2 separate regions of the Homo sapiens genome follow, and region 2 is linked to region 1. The links are chromatin contacts, found by Hi-C or POLR2A ChIA-PET in ENCODE. All regions are on one chromosome and are shown on one strand. Each heading gives the region's core, a stretch centred on a gene start or an enhancer-like site at or near the end of the contact. The rest is flanking DNA. Distances are from core to core; before and after follow the strand shown. Region 1 holds the start of NFATC2 (nuclear factor of activated T cells 2). Region 2 overlaps NFATC2 (nuclear factor of activated T cells 2).

Region 1 (6,217 bases), core at 2,877-5,376:
TGGGTCTCATTCCCCGTTGTGACCCTAGGATCTAACACAGAGGGTGCTCAATAGCTGAATGAGTAAATAAACAATGGCTCATATTAATTGAACACCTCCATTAACAAAAGCAAGGGTTTACTAAACCACTAGTAACAGATCACATGCTGTGTTGATTTAAATGGGTTAACCTATTCAAGGCAGGTAACGGTCCTATGAGGCAAGTGGTATTATTTCAGCCATTTTACAGATAAGCAGACAGATGTCCAGAGAGATGAGATGACTTGCTCAAGATCACCTTGTTGGTAAACAAGGTTTTCAATTCCAGCCCTGCCATGGTCCCAGACACCTTGCTAACTGGTTTGCATGTGTCTCTCACCAAATGAGAGAATGAGGACCCTAACACAATAGTTCAGAACACATGGTATGGAGCAACACTGCCCATTTTGGGAAAATTACTTTACCTCTCTGTGCCTTAGCGTCCTCCTCCATAAAACAGGGGTGATAATAGTGCCTGCCTCCTAGGGTTGGAGTGGAATCACATGGGCTAATGAACGTCTGCTACATGCTAAACTCCATAAAATGAGCATCCGACCTCCCCAAAATTCCCTAATTTACCTTCACCAATTCTATCAACAATGTCTGCCCCATTAGCAGTACCTTTCCTTCCTTGGTTTTTGCCAAGCTCGTGCCCAGAGTTAAGGATAGAACTTTACATGCGTCACCAATATGTTGCCATCTGGGACAAAACCTAATAAAAAGATTAAGGCTAGTGTTCACCCCTGAGGAGTCCCACCATACAGAAGCAAAGAGAGGTGACTGCTATTAACATCTGGGTGACCCAGAGCCAGATGCACATCTGGGGCAGTTCACATTAGCCTCTTAAAGCTTACCATGTCCCTTCTCTTTTTTTGTCTGGTTTGTTGGTTTGAGACAGGGTTTCGCACTGTCCCATGGGCTGGAGTGCAGTGGCACGATCACGGCTCAGGGCAGCCTCGAACTCCTGGGGTTAAGAGATTCTCCTACCTAAGCCTCCGAGTAGCTGGGAAGCTGGGTCTACAGGCATGCGCAACTAGGCTAGGCTAATTGTTTTATTTTTTTATTTTTATTAGAGATGAGGTCTTGCTATGTTGCCCCAGCTGGTCTTGAAGCCCTGGACTCAAGCAATCTTCCCACCTCGACTTCCCAAATTGTTGGGATTGCAGGCATGAGCCACCACTCCCGGCCACAGCATCCCTTCTCTTTCTGGGTGCTAACTCTTCTGTGCTGCCTACTTCTCAGCAAAGAGTAAGTGCTTTCCAGATTCTGGAGTATTACTCTGTACTCCTTAAGTGTGGGCTTCATGTAGTAATGCCTTCCAAAGAGTTTGAAGAAACTGAGAAAAGCTACCTCTACTGGGTAATCAAGGTTAGCATTAATGATAAATGACATGGATAGTATACTTTTTGTTGTTGTTTTTTGAGACAGAGTCTCACTCTTGTCACCCAGGCTGGAGTGCAATGGTGCCACCTGCCTCACTGCAACTTCTGCCTACTGGGTTCAAGCAATTCTCCTGCGTCATCCTCCTGAGTTTCTGGAATTACAGTGCCTTCCACCATGCCTGGCTAATTTGTGTATTTTTAGTAGAGTTGGGGTTTCACCATGTTGGCCAGGCTGGTCTTGACCTCCTGACCTCAGGTGATCCGCCCGCCTCAGCCTCCCAAAGTGTTGGGATTACAGGCGTGAGCCACCACGCCTGGCTGGATAGTACATACTCTTGATACGATGTGATGAGAAGGGAGCTTTATCTTTGTGGGCTTCCTCCCGAAAACCTAGAGCCCTAGTCTAATGAAGGGACAGTCTACAATACAACCAACACTCCTCAAAACAGTGAAGGTCACATAAAACATTCCCAATCTGAATAAGGCATAAACCTCAGTTAATAATGTGTCAATATTGGTTTGTTGGTTACAATAAATGCACCATACTAATGTAAAACATTAATAACACGGGGAAACAGGGTATTGGGTATATGGGAACTCTCTGTGCTATCTTTGCAACTTTTCTGTAAATCTGAAACTGTTCCAAAAACTGAAGTTTTTTTTTTGTTTTTTTTTTTTTGAGAAAACAGATTCCAGGGCTTTCATTGTGGTCATTTAGATACCCATCTGGTGGCCACCAAGCAGCACTTGCCAAGAAAAACCATAAAAAGTACCTCCCTTCAGATTTGGCTTGGAAACTATTTCCCCGGAAATCCCCCCACCCCACCCGACAAGGAAAATAAAAGCTGATTACCAATCTGGGAGGGGTGTGAGTATTCGTTCCCTGAAAAACATGACTTTAATCTTAATGAACAGAAAGACCACGGATATTAGTGCGGATCGTTTGCAGATTCTTAATTGTATCTTTTCAAAGCAAAAGATGTCCTCCAGATTGCAACTCTAGAAGACTGGTCTCTTCTGTTGGCTAATTGTTTCCATCTCCAGCCAAGACACAAAATTATTACTAATGACCATCTCTGGGTATCCAAGGGAAGAGGATACCCAAAGCTAAAGCAAACCCCTCACCTAACGTGGCCAGAGAGGACACCGATGGAAGCGAAAACTTCATTATCTGCCTAACACAGTGTTTGTGGGAAACATCAGGCCACCAAGCCTCCTTGACAGGCTTCCTCCACGAGCCAGTCAGCACAAGCCCTTCCTACACACTAGATGGAGGCAAGCCCAGAGTGCGTCTGGAAGCTACTAACAGGCCTGCCACTGAGCCTTCAACAAGCATTGGCTGGGCTGGGCTGGGCTGTCAAAATCAGGAAGCCTGGTTGGGTTTTTTGTTTTTTCCAAGACAACCTGCTAACCAGAAATACACAGTGAGGTTGGGCGTGTGGCCGCTTCCCCCTCCTCCTCCTCCTCCCTCTAACGAATGCTCCTGTTAAACACGTGAAGTGACAGATAAGCATTGGGCCCAGCCCGGGGAAGTCCCCAGCCCCCAGCAACTGAGGGCAGTTGGAGGCACAGAGTGACAAAGTTCAGGCAGAAAGAGCCTGTGTCCTTCTGAATCCATGCTGCAGCTGCCCCTCACCCTACCCCATCCCACCACATCCATTAGGACTAAGCGTAGAAGATCACTTAATATAGCTCAGACCAATCCTCTTGTGAGTGGTAAGTGATGGGTTCAGCAGCAGAACCCAGGGAGGAAATGGGCCGGCCTTATAATACCAAAGGTTTTAACCCTCTCCAGCATCAGACAGACAACCTCTTCCTCAGTTTCAACACAAAGTCCCCGTCAACCACTGCTCACAGGAGGTGATGGGAGCTGCGTGGCCTCACTTCAGTGCCTGGAGGGAAGGAGCGGCCTCCTACCCTTGATAACTGGGTTCAGCTGCACCCCCCTTCCTTCTTTTTTTGGCAACTCCTCCCTGCTAACTCCATTCTTCGCTTCCTCACCTCCTCCCTCCAAAGGCACAGAAATCATGTCCCTTGCCCTTTGACAGCCCAGTCCCAGGCAAGAGGCCAGCAGACAGCACCCGCCCCCCAGCCTTGGGACCTGCCTGCCACCTTTTGTTTTGCTGAGAGTGACCCTCAGGGAGCAGTCATGAGCAACCAGAAACTGGTGCCCCTAAGGGGCAAGAGGGAGCCGACCGCCCCCTAAGGGTGGCAGGGGCCACTGACGCCTCCCCTCCCTGGCACCTGGGTAGGGGCACCCTCCCTCCAGGCCCCTTAGGAAGGGGGACGGCTGGAGCCAAGAGGACTCCTGTGCCCAGTCCCCAGGCCTGAGCCCCTGGCGGGCTCAGGGGCCAGGCCAGGGGTAGCCTCCACCGACCTTCGTTCGGATTCAAATACTCATAGTCGAAGAGGATGGAGAAGTCAAGCTCGTCTTGGGGGCTGCCCCCAGGCTCGTGGCCTGGGGCGTCCCCGCCGTCGGGTTGGGGCTGCCGCTCGGGGGCGTTCATGGCGCGCAGGGCGGGAAGGCTGCGGGGCCGGGGGCGAGGGCGGGCGCGGCTGGCTCTGGGACCCCTCGCAGTGGGGCTGGCGGAGGCGGCTCGAGCGGCGGGGTCCCTTTCCTCGTAGGGACGCACGCCGGGTCCGGGGACGGCGCGCCTGGCGCAGCGGGTCCTGGACGCGCCCGGGGAAGCTGAGCGGCGGCGGCGACGGCGGCGCGAGCTTCCTGCTCCGGAGGCACCTGTTGCAGCCCGGGGAGGCGGGGGGGGGGGGGGCGTGGAGGCGGGGACAGGGCGGCCAGGCCGGCGGGGGCGGGGCCGCCACCAGGGGACCGGAGGGGAGGGGCGCGCGGCCTGGGCTGGCCGGTGCCGGGAGGAAGGAGGCTGTCCGCGGACCTGACCACACTGTCCCGGGCCACCGCTGGGCGCTGGGGCGGCCGCTGTCTCCCACCCTCCACGGGTGAGTGCGACACGCGCTGCGCGAACCAGGGTCTAGACAAGAAAGCTGCCGCCACTAGGACTTTTGCCCTAAGGGACCCACTGGCCCCACACTTTTTCCTGCTTTTCTTCTCCATGGGGTGGAAGGGGGTATCCACCCCCTTCTATTGCAGACCCGTGTCTCCAGGCGTCTCCGTGTGCCCACGGGGGCGGCATGATTTTCACAGTACTTCAGACACCTGCATGGCCCTGAACTCAACTCCCCAGCGCCTAGGAAGGAATCGGACTGACAGCACTAGTCCCCCCCGTTACAGCTATGCCTCCTGGCCACCTACCACGTGCCAGGTGCTGGGCACCCAGCCGGAGCCAGACACTGTTGCCCTCGGAAGCTCAGGCTCTGGTAGTGGGAGAGGCCTGAAGGAGAGAAACAGGACAAAAAGCATCTGCTTATGGGGCCAGGAGAGAACTCACCAGGGTATGGGATAAAGGTTGGGGTGGCTTTAGTCCCTTGGGTGGTCAAGGAGGACCTCTCTGAGGAGGTGACATTTGAAGAAACCTGATTGATGAGGCGATCTTGGGGAAGTGTGTTCTGGCAGTGAGAACCAAAACACAGAGCCAGAGCTCGAAGGGGCTGGGTGTGCTGGAGGGAGAACGAGGAGTACAGTTCTGATGGGGCGGTTGGCAAGTGACAAACACGCCTGGCTGCTTGTTTAAAGCATGATTCCCAGGCCCCTCCCTGGAGCTTCTGATTCCATAAGTCTGAATACAGACTCGTGAATGTGTATTTTTAATTAAGCACCCAACGTGAGCATTAATGAACAGGTACATTTGGCAAACACTGCATAAGGACCCAGTAACTAAAGAACACCCTCCAATAAAACTCTGCCAGGGGGCTCCACCAACTTAGCTGAAGTTGGAAACAGACTCACAGAGGTAGAAAAGATCAAAACAGTGGTCTTCAACCCTTCCCACATATTAGAATCACCTGGGACACCTTTTTAAACTCCCGTGCTGGGCTGCAATCCAAACCCACTGAAGCAGAATTCCTAATTTTTTTTTTTTTTTTTTTTTTTTTTTTTGGAGACGGAGTCTCGCTCTGTCGCCCAGGCTGGAGTGCAGTGGCGCGATCTTGGCTCATTGCAAGCTCTGCCTTCTGGGTTCACGCCATTCTCCTGCCTCAGCCTCCCGAGTAGCTGGGACTACAGGCGCCAGCCACCATGCCTGGCTACTTTTTTGTATTTTTAGTAGAGATGGGGTTTCACTGTGTTAGCCAGGAAGGTCTTGATCTCCTGACCTCGTGATCCACCCGCCTCGGCCTCCCCAAGTGCTGGGATTACAGGTGTGAGCCACCACGCCCGGCCTGAAAATTTTTTTAAACTTCAGATGAATCTAAGGTGCAGCCAGTGTTGAGGATGAGAAGATTAGACGGGAGAGGTCTTAAGATCCTCGTGAGAACCACAGCTTGACCTCAAGTGATTCGAATCCTTCCCCATGTGCCAGGAGGAATTGAGGACACGCATTCTTCAGGGGAGCCATCTCAGCTCCATTAAGGGGATTTGTGCCAAGCCATCCATCATTCCACAAATATTTATTGAGCACCTGCCTGGCACTGCCACAAGATGTTGGGGATGCAACCATCAACAAGCCACAGCCTCTCCCTTCATCATGCTTATGCCCTGAAAGCAAAGTAGCACAGTTATGAACGGGGTTTTCAAAATTGCACTCAGACCAGTGGTTCTTAACCCAGACTACACATTAGAATCACCTGGAGAGCTGTTAAAATTTGTATTCAACGACCTGAGCACCACCAGACATCGATTTGATCAGAATGTTTGGGGTTGGGACTTAGGCATCAGTATTTTGTAAAAGCTCACCAGATGCTTC
Region 2 (6,000 bases), core at 524-3,023, 140 kb before region 1:
CACCTCCCCCCAACACATCCACATTCTCCCGAAGCCCAACTCAAGCGCACGTCCTGGAAGCAGAGGCATCCCTGGCCATGTCACAGTTTCTTCCACAAACCTTTGGATCTATCTTTTGTATTTTAAGTCTTGGATTTCCCATAAGAGATGTCAACCATACTCCCTCCATACCTTCCAGATTCACAGGCAAGAGAAGCCACTAGGCTTCCTGCAAAGAAATTTCTCAAGATCTGAGTAGGGACCAGGCTCTGTCTTAAATTTCTCCAAGTGAGATCCACATGCGTGGCCCTTGCACGTACTGCTATCATCTCAAAGGCCACCTGGAGTGACCAGCAAGGACTGTATTCATGGGTGACACTGCACCAGGTGTTCCTAAAAGACAGTAGTTCCCAGAACAGGCAGACAGAACCTTCACTCCTGATTCACCCCTTGATCAAACCTTTCACCTATACAGTCCCTGCTACACACTAAGTTATGCCCCCACCACACCAGCCAAATTCCTATATTGAAGCCCTAAACCACTCTGTGATGGTATTTGGAGATGGGGCCTTTGGGAGATAATTAGGACTTGGTGCAGTCATGAAGGTGGGGCCCTCGTGATGGAATTAGTGGCCTAAGAAGAAGGGCCACCAGAGGTCAGTCTCATTGTCTCACAGGAGAACACAATGGGAGAAAAGGTGACTGTCTGCAAGCCAGGACCTAAGCAGGTCCTCTCCAGAACCTGATCTTGACAGGATTCTCCAGAATCCTGGTCTTGGATTGCTAGCCTCTAGAATTGTGAGAAGATAAATTTCTGTTGTTTAAGCCACTAAGTCTATGATATTTTGTTATGTGGCCCGAGCTGACTGACACAGTCCCCAAAGTACATTCCTCTCCAAAGTCTCGGTCTATGCTCACGAGGTAGGCATCTGGCCAGTGAAGTCATCGAGGTTCAGGTAAGCAGACATCCCTCTATTTTAGGTCCAGCATCCCATGGCTGGTCCGTGGCAGGGGTTGAACAAGGAGCAGACCCTGATATCCCCACCGCCACACCTTTGTGTCGCTTGGCTGATGCCTAGGAGGCCCTCTTTTTCCTCTGCATCTGAATCCTGCTTGTCTGCCCATGATCAGGCCCAAATCTCTGTTTCTTGCAGCCAACAGCTCCTCCCTTTCTCAGCTGTCCTGGCGAGGGGCTCACACCCTGGGGTCAGAGTCCCAGGGACACACAGACAGCTGGGGTCCAAATCCCAGCTCTGCCACATCCTTTCATAGAACTTGAGGCAAATCCTAACCCTTTCTGTGCCTCCTCTGTTAAAGGTGGGCAAAAACTATTCCCAGCTTCTAAGGCTTTTAGAGAGAATCTGAGTCAATGCATGCAAAGTTCTTCAAACATGCAAGGCACATCATAAGAACTCTGTACCACATTACTTGTTTTGGGAATCAGAGCCAATCTTTTAAGTCCTCGAGTCTCAGTTTTTCTCATCTGTAATATGGGAATGCATATATATGGCACTATGCCAAGCTAAGAAATAACCAAAAGTAGCAGCTCTTTCTATTAGCAGCAGCAGTGTGTCTCAGCCCTCACACAGAGGATGCTTGTTAACAGACTGAATTGATGATGGCCAGTCCACCCTCTTCCACCAAAGCACTTTCACCTTTGAAGCTATTTCTGCATTTTCAGAATGGGCAGGGCTGAGATCAGCCATGCTCTCAGAGATGCATTTTCACATCCTGCTGAGAGGGGCCCCTCCCAGGCCTCACTGCGCCCTAGTGTGCGCAGACAGCTTTGGGCCGGCGACCTGCAGAGCAGCGTGAGTCACTGACGCTCTCTGCAAACCAGAGGCCTCCGGAAACCAGCCCAGACAGCAGACTCACAAGCACCCTGCCACCAGCCATTTTATGAGCAAGACCTTGGGGCTTACGAGAAAGATGCCACACCACGTGCCAAACTGTCCCCAGCTCTTGGGATGAGTAGACATGGTGATTCTGAGACTCTGGTTTCTAGTAAAAGGGGCTCACTGGGAGGAGAGCATGTCACTGGCAGATCAGTTTGTGGCCAGGAAGGCACCAAGCCCCAAGATGGCAAGAGGAGCCACCTGCTTCGAGTTGAGCTCCTGGAAGAGAAATGCATCAGACGCCAGCCAAGCAACACCAGACAGGACATGCCCCCCAAATTAGCTTCCAGGGACCGTAAGACATCCTCCTAGTCCTCCCCCAACCCACCCTCCACCACTAGACTTCAATGATGCCTTTCAAACCCCAGATCCACATGCAACGCGAGGCCAACAGAGCAGTACCAGAGGCTGCTCTTCGGGACTGGAGACACCACTCAGGAAGATGTGAGGCAGGCAAACACATTCACCTCGAGTTCCCAGGGAACTGTGGGTGTGCAGGCGCCATGACCTCACACGTGTCATCTCACCGTGCCTCACCAGCAGGTCTGTTTGCATGTGCCATGTTCGTAGAAGCTTGGCATCAGATAGGCAAGCTTTCATAGGCACTGCCTTTCAGCTGTGCATGGCTCCTGTGGCCCTGGTGTTTTGGGAGGGAGTAGCATGAATCAGATCACAGAACCCCGTATCTTGAAACCCGTGACATTTTAACACCAACCTCTCACTGGTTGGTAATACCCTCATTAAGGCACAGACCTCATCTCTCTCATCTACTGCTGTATCCCCAGCACCTAGGACAGAGCCCAGCACATAGTAGGTGCTCAGTAAAAATCTCAAGGAGGAATGATTGGGCGAAAGAATAACTACCACCTCCTAATTGATAGGACTTGCCCAGAATTTTTCCGATCAGGTCTGGCTTTCAACTGTCTCCCAGAGCACAGCAACCTCCGCCTCCCAGGTTCAAGCGATTCTCCTGCCTCAGCCTCCTGAGTAGTTGGGATTACAGGTGTCCGCCACCATGCCCGGCTAAACTTTGCATTTTTAGTAGAGACAGGATTTCACCATGTTGGCCAGGCTGGTCTCAAACTCCTGACCTCAGGTGATCCGCTGGCCTTGGCCTCCCAAAGTGCTGGGATGACAGGTGTGAGCCACCACACCCAGCCTACATATATATGTTGTTAATCCTCACGGTCATCCCATGAAGTAGGTATTGACTGCCCCCATTACACAGCTGAAGAAACCAAGTCTCCGAAAGAGTAACAAACCCAGGCTCTGCAGCTATTATGTGGCAGAGCAGTGTGGCTCAGGCTACTTGTAGATAGAAATTCGTTTTCACTTACCACCTGGCAACAAGAATACGCTTCTCTGAATGCAGCTCAGCACAAACACTGGTCCTTGGGAGACCCTAGCTTTTATCAGGGTTGGGCAGTAGAAATCACCCACATGGTACACAAAGAAAAATGGGGGTGACAGTGTTGGCATCGTTGTTAGCTTTGGGTAACCTGTGGCGGGGAGCAGATACTGAGATTTAAGAAGCAAAGAGCGGCTTGGCCCCCTCGGGACCACTATGCCAAGCCCGGTACACATCTAAAAGGTGAAATGGTGCTGGTGTATTACAAGAGTTAAAGCCAAGGCCTGGGCTGCGCAGAGGAATGACTGGAGGCGCCCCGGCTTGCTTCCATTGGCAATGTTCTCCAGCAGAAGGGGAAAACGTAGGCTCAATTCCCACAAACCCACCAGCAACCGGGGTTTCTAGACCTCACAGAGCCCAGGCCTTCCTGTGGTATCAGTCTGACTCTGGCTTGGGGCCTGGGGGCATCTGCAGCCCACGTAAGCCATCCTCTCTAGAGAGGGTGTGACATCTTAGCTCCATAGCGGCGCCTGTCTGAAAGGGAAATTCAGGTCACCTCCAAGGGTGACAGGAGTCAGTGGCTTCCACAGCAGAAGCCTGGGTGTTATGACCACTTGCTGGCCGCCTCGTCGGAATTCCATCTTGATTGACTCTCCCTAGCTGCCTGCCAGCACCCACCCACTGTCAGGACCCAGGGATCCCACTTGGCCTTTAAGACTGAAGATGATCTGCTTCTCTCCCTCACTCTCCCCTAGTCCACAGTCTTCCTTAGTATACGCTATTCACGTCAAGCCTGCTCACGCCCCAGGGCCTTTGCACCTGCTGTTCGCTCTACCTGGACTCCTGCTCTTGCCTTAGACACCTGCTGTTCTCTCTACTTGGACTGCTGCTCTTGCCTTAGACGTTTGGAGGGCTCTCTTGATAAGACCTCTTCTCAAATGCCACCTCCCCTGAGGTGCTCCCCTTACTGGAACGGCAAGCAGGCCTCCGTGCCACCCCATCATGCCCTGTCCCCCAGCCTGCTTTTCTCTTCCAACAGAACACTTGGCACCCCCAGTTTTATCATTTATATTTTCAAACTGCAAGCTGTAGGAGGGCCGGGACTTTGAGCCTCTTCACTGTGTTAGCCCCAGCAGTGAGCAATAAACGGCTGTTGGATGAATGAATGATTTAGCGAAAGAATGGACAAATAAATGAACCGACTATGGCTTCCGGGTATTGGCAACCCAGTGCTGACTTCATCTTGTGGACATCGGGTGCTGTAGTCCTCAGCTCTGTAGAGCAGATTCCAAGGAAACTGGGAATCACGCTTCATGGTCACAAAGGAGGAGACAGTGCCTCTGAGCTCTTGCTCATGCTGCACTCCTGCCTGGCACCCCATCTCCCCTGCTAACTAGTGAAATCCTGATCCCAAAGTTGCAGAGGCCCACAGCCCCTAGGGCACCCAGCCGCGTGCCTGGCATTTGGAAGGCTTATTCAACTGCTGAGCAGACGGGGTCAGGACGAGAACCGTGGAGTCTGGAACCCTAAGCCTTCACTTTCCACTCGGTCCAACTTAAAGAAGGAGAAATTGTTTCTTCGTTTGTGAATATCTCCATCCTGAGCTTATTTCATATGCCAACTGGGACATGGCTAGAAATTGCCCATGAAAAGACTGTAGCAGGAAGCAGGTTTTAAGAGCAGCAGATCCTCAGGAAACCTGAGCTGTTTAGAGACAGGAGGGCCAGCCTTCCAACCAAAGTCCTCTGTGGCCCAACCCTGGGCATCCATCCGCTCAGGCCACTGAGTGTCCAGGGGAGGGAGAGGTGGACCACAAGGCCAAAGCCAGTTTCTCAAGCATTTCCCACCCATGTGGCAGGGTCGGTGGCTGGGAAGGACAGTGAGCCTCGTGAGAAGTGGCTCTTTATTTCTAGTATGAAAGATAACTTTTAGCAGCCTTTGAAAAAACACCATAAAAATTCAATACTGGCCAGGTGTGGTGGCTCACGCCTGTAATCCCAGTACTTTGGGAGGCTGAGGCGGGCAGATCACTTGAGGTCAGGAGTTCGAGACCAGCCTGGCCAACATAGGGAAACCCCATCTCTACTAAAAATACAAAAATTAGCCGGGTGTGGTAGTGTGTGCCTGTAATCCCAGCTACTCGGGAGGCTAAGGCAGGAGAATCCCATGAACCCAGGAGGCGTAGGTTGCAGTGAGCCGAGATCGCGCCACTGCACTCCAGCCTGGGGGACTGAGCAAGACTCTTTTTAAAAAAAAAAAAAAAAAAAGCCAGAGCCCAGAAAGAGGCCCACACTTACATGGGAAAGATATTTACAACACCAACAGATTACATCTTCTGAATAGATGGTTGGTGATAACTAGTTATCCATACAAAAAAACAGTGAAATTAGAACCTTCCCTCATACTGGACATAAAAATCAACTCCAGGTGGATTACAGACCCAAGGGTACAAGGTAAGACTGCAAGAAGTTTGGAAGACACTATAGGAGAATCTCTTTGTGACATCAAGGTAGAGAAAGATTTTCTGACCCACTGCTTTAAACTGGTGGGAACCTCTGAATCAGTTGGAAAGCTTGTAAAAGCACAGACTGTGGGTCTCGCTGGCAGAGTTTCTAATTCAGCAGGACTGGGGTGGAGGTGGGAATTTGCATTTCTAACAAGCTCCTGAGTGACCTGACAACACATCATCCTAAACTACACCCAGAAAACTCACACCTTTCAGAAAAGAAATTTAACTACATGAAAATTTTCTGTTCACCGAAAGACATCATTTTACAT

The links. A loop is a pair of places that touch in the nucleus more often than their neighbours do. ChIA-PET counts read pairs that join two places held with the same protein, here RNA polymerase II (POLR2A). Pooled maps may share reads with other maps.
Region 2: a map of B cell shows a loop between it and region 1 (5-fold over the local background). The contact joins the enhancer-like site here to the promoter of NFATC2 in region 1. A Hi-C loop is called at or near these places in 15 of 168 maps with a recorded cell type or tissue (B cell, CD4-positive, alpha-beta T cell, CD4-positive, alpha-beta memory T cell and 6 more), 35 of 37 single-sample maps with no recorded cell type and 20 of 50 pooled maps. POLR2A ChIA-PET finds 5 or more read pairs at or near these places in 23 of 52 experiments (CD4-positive, alpha-beta T cell, CD4-positive, alpha-beta memory T cell, CD8-positive, alpha-beta T cell and 14 more).

What each region holds. Positions count from the first base shown.
Region 1 is chr20:51,538,593-51,544,809 of GRCh38, forward strand. It overlaps NFATC2 (nuclear factor of activated T cells 2), which reads right to left and starts at 4,127. Exons shown (of 11, transcript NM_012340.5): 1 at 3,778-4,127. The coding sequence starts at 3,907. RefSeq lists an enhancer at 2,428-3,097 and silencers at 3,862-3,971, 3,982-4,141.
Region 2 is chr20:51,403,043-51,409,042 of GRCh38, forward strand. All of the region lies in intron 9 of NFATC2 (nuclear factor of activated T cells 2), which reads right to left. Among named protein-coding and RNA genes, the nearest start is that of MIR3194, 47 kb to the right of the region's middle. RefSeq lists an enhancer at 1,845-2,004. Within about 2 kb of position 1,774, at least 6 of the 41 ENCODE cell types and tissues checked have a DNase peak (open chromatin) inside an H3K27ac peak, as active enhancers do; they include B cell, CD4-positive, alpha-beta T cell, CD8-positive, alpha-beta T cell and 2 more, where a contact is called at or near this core.